Linked DNA regions of Homo sapiens: region 1 is linked to region 2. Evidence: read pairs that join two places in POLR2A ChIA-PET (ENCODE). Cell type or tissue: PC-3. All regions are shown on one strand. Each heading gives the region's core, and the rest is flanking DNA. Links, peaks and the distances in the headings are about the cores only.

What was found. ChIA-PET counts read pairs that join two places held together with the same protein. Peaks named below come from ENCODE experiments on the same cell type or tissue, not always from the same donor. Only the 100,000 strongest peaks of a DNase experiment are listed, where the experiment ranks them.
Region 1: POLR2A ChIA-PET joins it to region 2 with 10 read pairs; 2 of 35 experiments call an interaction of 5 or more read pairs at or near these places.

The regions. Positions count from the first base shown.
Region 1 is chr1:10,072,089-10,077,468 of GRCh38, forward strand. UBE4B (ubiquitination factor E4B) reads left to right here. Exons shown (of 28, transcript NM_001105562.3): 2 at 1-126. Among named protein-coding and RNA genes, the nearest start is that of UBE4B, 42 kb to the left of the region's middle. In PC-3, for the core only: no CTCF peak of the experiment used is centred there; a DNase peak (open chromatin) is centred at 2,473; H3K27ac peaks cover 1,299 bases.
Region 2 is chr1:9,970,539-9,975,843 of GRCh38, forward strand. NMNAT1 (nicotinamide nucleotide adenylyltransferase 1) reads left to right here. Exons shown (of 5, transcript NM_022787.4): 2 at 1,480-1,650; 3 at 5,054-5,237. The coding sequence starts at 1,536. Among named protein-coding and RNA genes, the nearest start is that of MIR5697, 5.8 kb to the left of the region's middle. In PC-3, for the core only: no CTCF peak of the experiment used is centred there; no DNase peak of the experiment used is centred there.

The DNA of each region.
Region 1 (5,380 bases), core at 329-5,328, 100 kb after region 2:
TCACCTCTCCCCAGAGGGAGAACCCTCCGGGGCCTCCCATAGCGGCATCAGCCCCAGGACCCTCTCAGAGTCTTGGTCTCAATGTCCACAACATGACCCCAGCTACCTCCCCAATAGGTGCATCAGGTAAGCCCAAGCTTCATACCTGGGACTCTTTTGTAATTCTTCTTAGCTTTTTGTTAAGCTGATGGTTGTGATGTTTCCAGAACAGATTAAAATGAAGCAGACATCAGCTCTTTAAAATCCTCCAAGCAGTAGTTTAAATATCATTGCAATGTGTTGTGTTATCGCTTTTTTTTTTATTGCAATCTGTTAAACCAATTGCTTTTCTTTCCATAACTTCCATCTTTTTTTTTTTCAAACAGGTTTAGGTATTATCTCTGATGACAAGATGATTAAGACTGAATTTGGTTCTGCTGATTTTATGAATTTGGTTGATGGTTTTAAGATAAAATAATCTGAAAATGCAAGATTAAAATAATGGTCAAAATGAACACCTCTAATTGCAGATTTCCTCGTCTTCATTCTGCATTGGCACAGAACTTTTTCTTTAACTTTTCAGAGGATAAAACTACCTGATAGGATGTTTAGAACTATCTCATTAAAAAGTAAAAGTTTATTTCTTTATAATAAATGAGCTGATGCTTGATATCCAGGACTGTCTTTGTTGGGAAATGATATTTCTCATACTGTGTATTTGAAAATATCTCTCTTTTGTCTGTGAACTTTTCTATCAAATATAGTATTATTGTCATATAATAATAATTACTATTTTATAATTAGGATTCTAGTTGCGTAAAGGGGGTGCTAAGAGAACTGCATTGATCATAATATCATCTAATAATTTGATAGCCTTCTGAATCATCTGTCTTCTTGATCTAGAATCGTGTCAATTAAAAGTATTTGCAGAGTTTTTGTTGCTGTACTTCTCGTTAGGTATCAGTGTAGACTATAGATATATATAAATGTTTATACCTAATGTGGTTCAACCAAAACATCTGTTAGTAATAAAGAAGATCCTTGCCTATAATGTTTCCTCTGTATGTCTCTGAGAAGCTCTGATGGTCTTCTGGTAGGATTGATGGGTTCAGGATTCCAAATGTGATTTTCCTTGGACACAGTACTGACAACAGTGCTCTTTGCCTCACCCTGGTCAGGCCATACCTGGAATGCTGGAATCTGTCCTGGAGAGAACCTCTCTCACTTTGTCTTACTTGCTTATTTAAACCAGGATCTTGGTTAAATCCCATTCCCCACCTACACTGGAATAAGGCTATAGAAAAACTCAGAACCATTTGAACTAATTGAAAACTTTTGAAATGTCTGTCTCATTTCGAATTCATGATTACATGGCTGGGTGTGGTTGCTCATGCCTGTAATCCCAGCACTTTGGGAAGCCAAGGTGGGTGGATCAGTTGAGGTCAGGAGTTTGAGATCAGCCTAGCCAACATGGTGAAAGCCCGTCTCACAAAAAAAATACAAAAAGCCGGGTGTGGTGCTACCTGCCTGTAATTCCAACTACAAGAGAGGCTGAGGCATGAGAATTGCTTAAACCCGGGAGGTGGAGGTTGCAATGAGCCAAGATTGCGCTACTGCACTCCAACCTGGTGATGGCGTGAGATTCTGTCTCAAAAACAACAACAACAACAACAACAACATCAAATTCATGATCACAAACTCGGGTAGACCCTTGATACTGGCAGGCTGTTGCACCATGCTTCCCAGTTCACTCACTCTGCTGATCTGTTTCATACCTTCTCGAGTGTGCAGTACCTCATTCTCCATGCTCACTCTCTCAGCTAGTGGCCTGGCTTCCCATTTCTTTCTTTCTATTTTTTTTTTTTTTTTTTTTTTTTGGAGATGAGGTCTCACTGGGTTGCCCAGGCTGGAGCATGGTGGCTGTTCATAGGCGTGATCCTAGTGCACTACAGCTTAAAACTCCCAGGCTCAGATGATCCGTCTGCTTCAGTCTCTCATGTAGCTGGGACTATAGGCATGTGCCACCACACCTAACTCTGGCCTCATATTTCATTGAGAAAACAGATGCAGGCAGAACCTAGGCAGGGAACCTCCATCAGCCTCAGTCATCACATCCATCTGCCTACCTGTATGTGCGCCTGGTTCTTGTTATGCACAAATTGTCCCTGCTGCTGTTGAAGCTTGGACCCTAGATCCCATCTCCCTTCAGTTACTCAGCCTTCACTCCAGCAGTTCCTTTCTCTCTCTTGCTTCATCAGATTTTCCATCTCATATGGCCTTTTTTTTTTTAACAGCCTATATAATGCCATTACTTTTCCCATCATGGGAATGAACAAAAGGAACTCTCTTGATCTAATTCCCCCTGCCAGCTTCTCCCCCACATCTCTGCACCAAAACCTTTGCAGCAGAACTTCCGGAATGAGTTGCCTGTCCTCTCCATCCCCTTCTGCCCTTGCACTCTTTGCTGAATCAACTGCAGTCAGGCGAGGGTTCCCGTGGTTGCTCTGTGGTTGCTCTGAGTCACTGTCTGGTCTGACCCATCAGCCTCATTAGACATGGCTTTCACCCACTTCTCCTGGAAACACGTTTTTCTTTTGGCTTCCAGAACAGCACATTCTCCTGGTTTTCATGCATTCTCTGTATCTGTTCCTTCTTCACTCTTTGCCTGGTTCCTTTTCATTTCCCTGACTTCTAAATGTTAGGATTCAAGGGCTCAATATTTAACCTCTTGTCCTTTCCATCCAGCTTTATTCTCTTACTGTTGTCATCCAGTGTCCTGGCTTTAATTACCCTCATTTGATGATTCCTAAGCTTTTATCTCCAACGTGGACCTGCTCCTTGAACCTCAGATTGACACATCCAGCGCTTTACCTGACATCTCTGCTTGGATGTCTAACAGGCATGTCACAGCTAGCATGCCCCAAATCAAGCTTTGCTGTTGCCTCACATTTTATCTTCTCCCAGGTTTCCATCTCAATAAATGACAATTCATGTTTTCTAGACCTGGATTGGCAAACTCTTTCTGTTAAGGGCCAGATAGTAAATATTTTTGGCTTTGGAGGCTGTGAGGTTAGAACTGTTTATCTCTGCTTCTGTAGCACAAAAGCAGCCATAGAACATATGTAAATGAGCAAGTGTAACTGTGTTCCAGTAAAACTTCACTTACAAAAACAGGCAGTAGCCCAGATTTGGCCTGTGGACTAGAGCTTGCTTGGCCCTGCTCTAGACCTGTCAGAAAACTAGAAGCAGACCAGATTCTCACCACCTGTTTCTTCTCATCACCTCCACCGCTATTACCCAGGTCCAAGGCACCAGCATCTCTTGCCTGGATTTCTGGAACAGCCTCCTAACTGGTCATCTCATGCCCACCCTTGCTTCACTTGAGTCTGTTCTCAGTGTAGAGCCAGAGGGGCCCCACTAAAGCATAAGTGCAACACTGTGTAACAGCCCATATGCTGTTATCACAAACTAACAGAAAGGCTTGGGCATTCCCTAAACGGTTAGTTCTTGCCCGGGTACCTCTATGCTAAGTAGTCCTGATTATGTTTCTCACATAGTCATCATTATTCATAATCACAAACAGTTGGATATTATTAGCCATACTTTGGTGGGTTGAATAAACAGATTTTCATGATTTCCTAAATAAGTGAAAAAACAAACAGAAAATCTCTCTTAAGACAGGTTACATCTATTCTCTGTTCAGGCCAGGTGCAGTGGCTCATGCCTGTAATCATAATACTTTGGGAAGCCAAGGTGGGAGGATCCCTTGAGCCTAGGAGTTCGAGACCAGCCTGGGCGACATAGCAAAACCCCGTCTCTACAAAAAATTAGCGGGGCGTGATGGTGCACACATGTAGTCCCAGTTACTCGGGAGGCTGAGGTGGGACGATTGCTTGAGCCCAGGAGGTGGAGGTTGCCGTGAGCTGTGATCACACCACTGCATTCCAGCCTGGGCAACAGAGCAAGACCCTGTCTCAAAAAAGAGAAAAAGAAATTTCAAGAAAATATGATAGCTGTCCGTTAAAGAGTTTAAAAAGCTGGCATGAGGAAGGTGATGGCTTGTGTTTATTTTCTGTGGTCCTGGAAGTTAGACATAGGTCTAATGGGTAGATTTATTATCCACCGAATGTGATTGAGAGATTTTTGTTCCAGACTCAAAAAGTGCTTCTTTCTTTCTTTCTTTTTTTTTTTTTTTTTGAGACAGTCTCACTCTGTTGCCTAGGCTGGAGTGCAATGACGTGATCTTGGCTCACTGTAACCTTTGTCTCCTGGTTTTAAGCAACTCTCCTGCCTCAGCCTCCTAAGTAGCTGGATTACAGGTGCCCACCACCATGCCTAGCTAATTTTTGTATTTTTAGTAGAGATGGGGTTTCGCCATGTTGGCCAGGCTGGTCTCGAACTCCTGACCTCAGGTGATCCACCTGCCTCGGCCTCCCAAAATGCTGAGATTACACACGTGAGCTACCACGCCTGGCCAAGAAGTGCTAACAGAGACAAACACTGGGTGGGGTGCCACCCATGGTAAAAAGTCCTTCATCCAGGAGTGCTTGGCAGCAGTCATTTGGTGGCCCTCTTAGTTGGGCTGTTTTCAGTTGCAAGTAACTAAAGCAAGGATTGAGAAGCTGTAGGGGGTCCTTCCACTTCCAGTTGCTTCTCCCATCTGCAGTCCCAGCCTTTTTTTTTTTTTTTTTTTTTTGAGATGGAGTTTCGCTCTTGTCACCCAGGCTGGAGTGCAATGGCATGATCTCGACTCTCTGTAACCTCCACCTTCTGGTTTCAAGCTATTCTCCTACCTCAGCCTCCCGATTAGCTGGGATTACAGGCGCCTGCCACCACGCCTGGCTAATTTTTGTATTTTTAGTATAGACTGGGTTTCACCACGTTGGCCAGGCTGGTCTCGAACTCCTGACCTCATGATCCTCCCGCCTCAGCCTCCCAAAGTGTTGGGATTACAGGTGTGAGCTGCCACACCCAGCCTAGTCCCAGCTTCTTGCAGTGCCATCTGCTTCTGTAGTTTCCTAGGGCTGCTGTAACAACCTATCAAAAACTTTTGAAGGCTTACAGCAGCAGTATTATTTTCTCACAGTTCTAGAGGCTAGAAGTCCAAAGCCAAGGTGTTGGTAGGGCGATGCCTCCCAATAAGGGGAGAATCCTTTCTTCTGCCTTCCGATAGTTGCTGGCAGTCCTTGGCATTTCTTGGCTTGTGGCAACATAACTCCAGTCTTCACGTCCGTCTTCACATGGCCATCTTCGTTCTGTGTGTGTCTGTGTCCAAATTTCCCTCTTATGACAGCCACTGGATTAGGGACCACCGTAATTGAGTATGAGCTTATTTTAACTTGCTTACGTCTGCTAAGACCCTCCTTGCAAACAGGAGTATTATTTCTTTGTTTTTGATCTG
Region 2 (5,305 bases), core at 306-5,305:
ATTAGGCAGGTGTGGTGGCAGGCACCTGTAATCCCAGCTACTCGGGAGGCTGAGGCAGAAGAATGGTGTGAACCTGGGAGGCGGAGCTTGCAGTGAGCTGAGATCGCGCCAATGCACTCCAGCCTGGGCAACAGAGTGAGACTCCCGTCTCAAAAAAAAAAAAAAGAAATTTTAATAAAAACCTAAAATTGGATGCCTTATGTTACTTCATTAGGGTTATGGAAGGATCAGTGGAATAACTGATATGAAAAAGAGGTTTGTAAATTATATTCTATTATTTAGTGGAAAGTTATGATGTTACTATCATGTTGACTAAAAGGCAAAAATGCTGTATTTGGTAGATGATAATATTGTTGTATTAATTAACTGTGGCCACAATAGTGCAATCACAAAACTTGAGTGACATATGATAATGAACACTAATTTTTTGTTTTTGAGACTAGGGTCAGCTTGTTGGCTTGACGATCTGAGCCAGGTTTGGTTGATCTCACTTGGGTTTGCTTATGTGTCTGAGCAGATGGACTGTAGTTGGCTGGTCGGGGATGGCTATGTTCCCCACATGTGGGGTGGTTGTCTATCAGTGGGAGCATCGGTGCTCTCCCACATGTTCTGGCATCCTCCACACTAACACTTGTGCCACATTCTTTTGCCCAAAGCAAGTCAAAAAATGTGGAGAAGTCACTTCCATCTCTTCATGGTAGAAGTTGCAGATTCACATTGAAAAGGAGGGATGGAGATGTGGAAACATTTTTAGAGTTAGCATAATGATTGAAGCCAATTTTTTTTTTCTTTTTGAGATGGAGTCTCTCTCTGTCGCCAGGCTGGAGTGCAGTGGCACAGTCTCGGCTCACTGCAACCTCCGCCTCCTGGGTTCAAGTGATTCTCCTGCCTCAGCCTCCCAAGTAGCTGGGATTACAGGTGCCTGTCACCACACCCAGCTAATTTTTGTATTTTTTGTAAAGACGAGGTTTTACCATGTTGGCCAGGATGGTCTTGATCTCTTGACCTCATGATCCACCCGCCCCAGCCTCCCAAAGTGCTGGGATTACATGTGTGAGCCACCACGCCCAGCCAAAGCCAAATACTTTTAATCCATCTATTGGGAATGAGAATGTGGAAGGACATCAAAAGACCTATAACTGGGCTGGGCGTGGTGACTCATGCTTGTAATCCCAGCACTTTGAGAGACTGAGGTGGAAGGGTTGCTTGAGACCAGTAGTCTGAGAGCAGCCTGGGCAACATAGCAAGACCCCCATCTCTACAAAAATTAGTCTTTAAAATAATTAGCCAGCCTATTGGTATGTGCCTGTGTTCCCAGCTACTTGAGAGGCTGAGGTGGGAGCATCACTTGAGCCCAGAAGTTTGAGGGTGCAGTCAGCTGTGGTTGCATCACTACACTCTAGCCAGGGTGGCAGAGCAAGACCTTATCTTAGGGAAAAAAAAATGCATAACTGAATTTATTTTCTTTTTCCTTTGTAGACAACAAGGGAGGTGTCACAGTTTTCCATTTAGATCAACAACTTCAAGTTCTTACCATGGAAAATTCCGAGAAGACTGAAGTGGTTCTCCTTGCTTGTGGTTCATTCAATCCCATCACCAACATGCACCTCAGGTTGTTTGAGCTGGCCAAGGACTACATGAATGGAACAGGTAGGAGCAGTAACCAAAAGTGGCTTAAGACTAGAGAACCAGCCGGGTGCAGTGGCTCACACCTGCAATCCCAGCATTTTGGGAGGCTGAGACGGGCAGATCACAAGGTCAAGAGATCGAGACCATCCTAGCCAACATGGTAAAACCCTGTCTCTACTAAAAAATACGAAAATTCACTGTGCCTGTAGTCCTAGCTACTCGGGAGGCTGAGGCAGTAGAATCGCTTGAACCCGGGAGGCGGAGGTTGCAGTGAGCTGAGATTGCTGCACTGCACTCCAGCCTGGAGACAGAGCAAGACACCATCTCAAAAAAAAAAAAAAATACTAGAGAACCGGCATGACTGGGTCTGTTTCAGAATACACATTTCATTGACTGGGCACAAACATGCTGTCCTGCTCCCTTGTACAGTGAATTCTTAGCCAAAAAAGAGGGTGAAGTATGAGGGAAGAATTGAGCATCTGGCTATGGCCTGTAGAATAGAAAATACAGCCAGGTACAGTGGCTCACACCTGTAATCCCAGTGCTTTGGGAGGCCGAGGTGGGAGGATCACTTGAGGCCAGGAGTTTGAGACCAACCTGGGAAACAGAGAGAGACCTCATCTCTACAAAAAAAATTGTAAACATTAGCCAGGTATGGTGGCATGTGCCTGTGGTCCCAGCTACTCAGGAGACTGAAGTAGGAGGATTGCTTGAGCCCGGGAGGTCTAGGCTACCGTGAGCCATGATTGCACCTTTGCCCACCAGCCTGGACATCAGAGCAAGACCCTGACCACCCCTCCCCAAAAAAAGGAATTTGATTCTGTCATGCCTGTGCTTAATCTTCTTTAGGAGTTTCCCATTACTTAAGGCAAAAAGCGAAAGCTTGTACTTTAGCATACATAAAACCTCTAGGATCAGGCACAGCTTTTTAAAAGTTTTCTTTTTTCTTTCTTTCTTTCTTTTTTTTGAGATGGACTTCACTCTTGTTGCCCAGGCTGGAGTGCAGTGGCGCGATCTCGGCTCACTGCAACCTCCACCTCCTGGGTTCAAGCAATTCTCCTGCCTCACCCTCCTGAGTAGCTGGGATTACAGGAATGTGCCACCACGCCCGGCTAATTTTTTATATTTTTAGTAGCGACGGGGTTTCTCCATGTTGGTCAGGCTGGTCTCAAACTCCCAACCTCAGGCTTCCCAAAGTGCTGGGATCACAGGCATGAGCTACCATACCCAGCTAAAAGTTTTCATAAACAATGCATGAGGCTGGGCGTGGTGGCTTACTCCTGGAATCCCAGCACTTTGGGAGGCCAAGGCAGGCAGATCACAAGGTCAGGAGATTGAGACCATCCTGGCTAACACGGTGAAACCCCATCTCTACTAAAAATACAAAAAAATTAGCCGGGCATGGTGGCGGGTGCCTGTAGTCCCAGCTACTTGGGAGGCTGAGGCAGGAGGATGGCGTGAACCTGGGAGGCGGAGCTTGCAGTGAGCCAAGATGTCGCCACTGCACTCCAGCCTGGGTGACAGAGCGAGACTCCATCTCAAAAAAAAAAAAAAAAAAAAAAAAATGCATGAATAGGCTGGGCGTGGTGGCACATACCTGTAATCCCAGCACTTCGAGAGGCAGAAGGGGCAGATTACCTGAGGTCAGGAGTTTGAGATCAGCCTGGCCAATGTGGCGAAACCTTGACTCTACAGAGTCTCGCTCTGTCGCCCAGGCTGGAGTGCAGTGGCACAGTCTTGGCTCACTGCAACCTCCACCTCCTGGATTCAAGCGATTCTTTTGCCTCAGCCTCCCCTGTAACTGGGATTACAGGCACACAGCACCATGCCCGGCCCATTTTTGTATTTTTAGTAGAAATGGGGTTTCACCATGTTGACCAGGCTGCTCTTGAACTCCTGTTCTCAAGTGATCCTCCCACGTCGGCCTCCCAAAGTGCTGGAATTACAGGCATGAGCCACCATAACATAGCATAACCATAACAGTTTCATGTGTATCCTTCCACTCTTCTTTGTATGAATTTATATGCAAACATTTGTGTGTATACACAGATTTTTTTTTTTTTTTGTGGAAATGGTTCTCACTCTGTCACCCTGGCTGGGCAGGCTGGAGTACAGTGGCATGATCACAGCTCACTGCAGCCTTTACCTCCCGGACTCAAGTGAGCTGCCTGCCTCAGGCTCCTGAGTAGCTGTGACTACAGGCATGCCACCACATCTGGCTAATTTTTTTTTTTTTTTGGAGACAGAGTCTTGCTCTGTCGCTCAGGCTGGAGTGCAGTGGCATGATCTCAGCTCACTGCAAACTCCGCCTCCCAGGCTCACACCATTCTCCTGCCTCAGCCTCCGGAGTAGCTGGGATTACAGGTGCCCGCCACCATGCCTGGCTAATTTTTTGTATTTTTAGTAGAGACAGGGTTTCACCGTGTTAGCCAGGATGGTCTTGATCTCCTGACCTCGTGATCCACCCGCCTCGAACTCCCAAAGTGCTGGGATTACAGGAGTGAGCCACCGCGCCTGGCCTAATTTTTTAATTTTTTGTAGAAACTGGGTCCCACTGTTTTGCCCATGTTGGTGTTGAGCTCCTGGGCTCAAGTGATTCTCCTGCCTTGGTCTCCCAAAACACTGGGATAACAGGTGTGAGCCACCACACCTGGCCTCGATTTTTTTGTTACATAAATGATCATATAATATGCTGATAGGTAGATGGATGGATGGATGCTAAAGCTCACTATTTGCCTATGACATTGAGAAATGGGCTTTTGCATACATCTAGGTGGACAATACAAATTAAGGCTTTTTACAAAGTAATTTGGCAATATCAATAGAAATTTAACTGTATAGGGGAATGAGGTGAAGTACAGAGTGTCAGTTGGGGAAGATGAGAAAATTCTGGAGATAGATAGGAGCGATGGTTGCACAACAGCATGTTTGCAGTTAATATCATAGAACTGTACGCTTGGGTATATTTTACCATAATTTCAGTCAGTTAATTGATCAGCTAATAAGCTGGAATCCCTAAAGAAAGAGAATCTGTGATTATAAAACAATATTGGCCAGGTGTGGTGACTCATGCCTGTAGTCCCAGCACTTTGGGAGGCTGAGGCAGGCAGATCACTTGAGGTCAGGAGTTGGAGACCAGCTTGGCTAACATGGTAAAAACCCCATCTCTACTAAAAATACAAAAATTAACCAGCATGGTGGCATGCGCCCGTAATCCCAGCTACTCAGGAGTCTGACTCAGGAGAATTGCTTCAACCCAGGAGGCGGAGGTTGCAGTGAGCCGAGATCACTCCAGTGCGGCCTGGGGAACAGAGCAAGACTCTGTCTCAAAAAACAAAACAAAACAAATAATATTGATCGTAATATTTCCTGTGCATAAAGTCTAATTTGTTATACCTAGTGTGAAACCTAACTTTTTATCTAGGAAGGTACACAGTTGTCAAAGGCATCATCTCTCCTGTTGGTGATGCCTACAAGAAGAAAGGACTCATTCCTGCCTATCACCGGGTCATCATGGCAGAACTTGCTACCAAGAATTCTAAATGGGTGGAAGTTGATACATGGGAAAGTCTTCAGAAGGAGTGGAAAGAGACTCTGAAGGTGCTAAGGTATTTATGGTGTAATCAACTTTGTCAGTTCTGTGTAAATGGCTAAGCGGCTTATGTTTTTACCATGT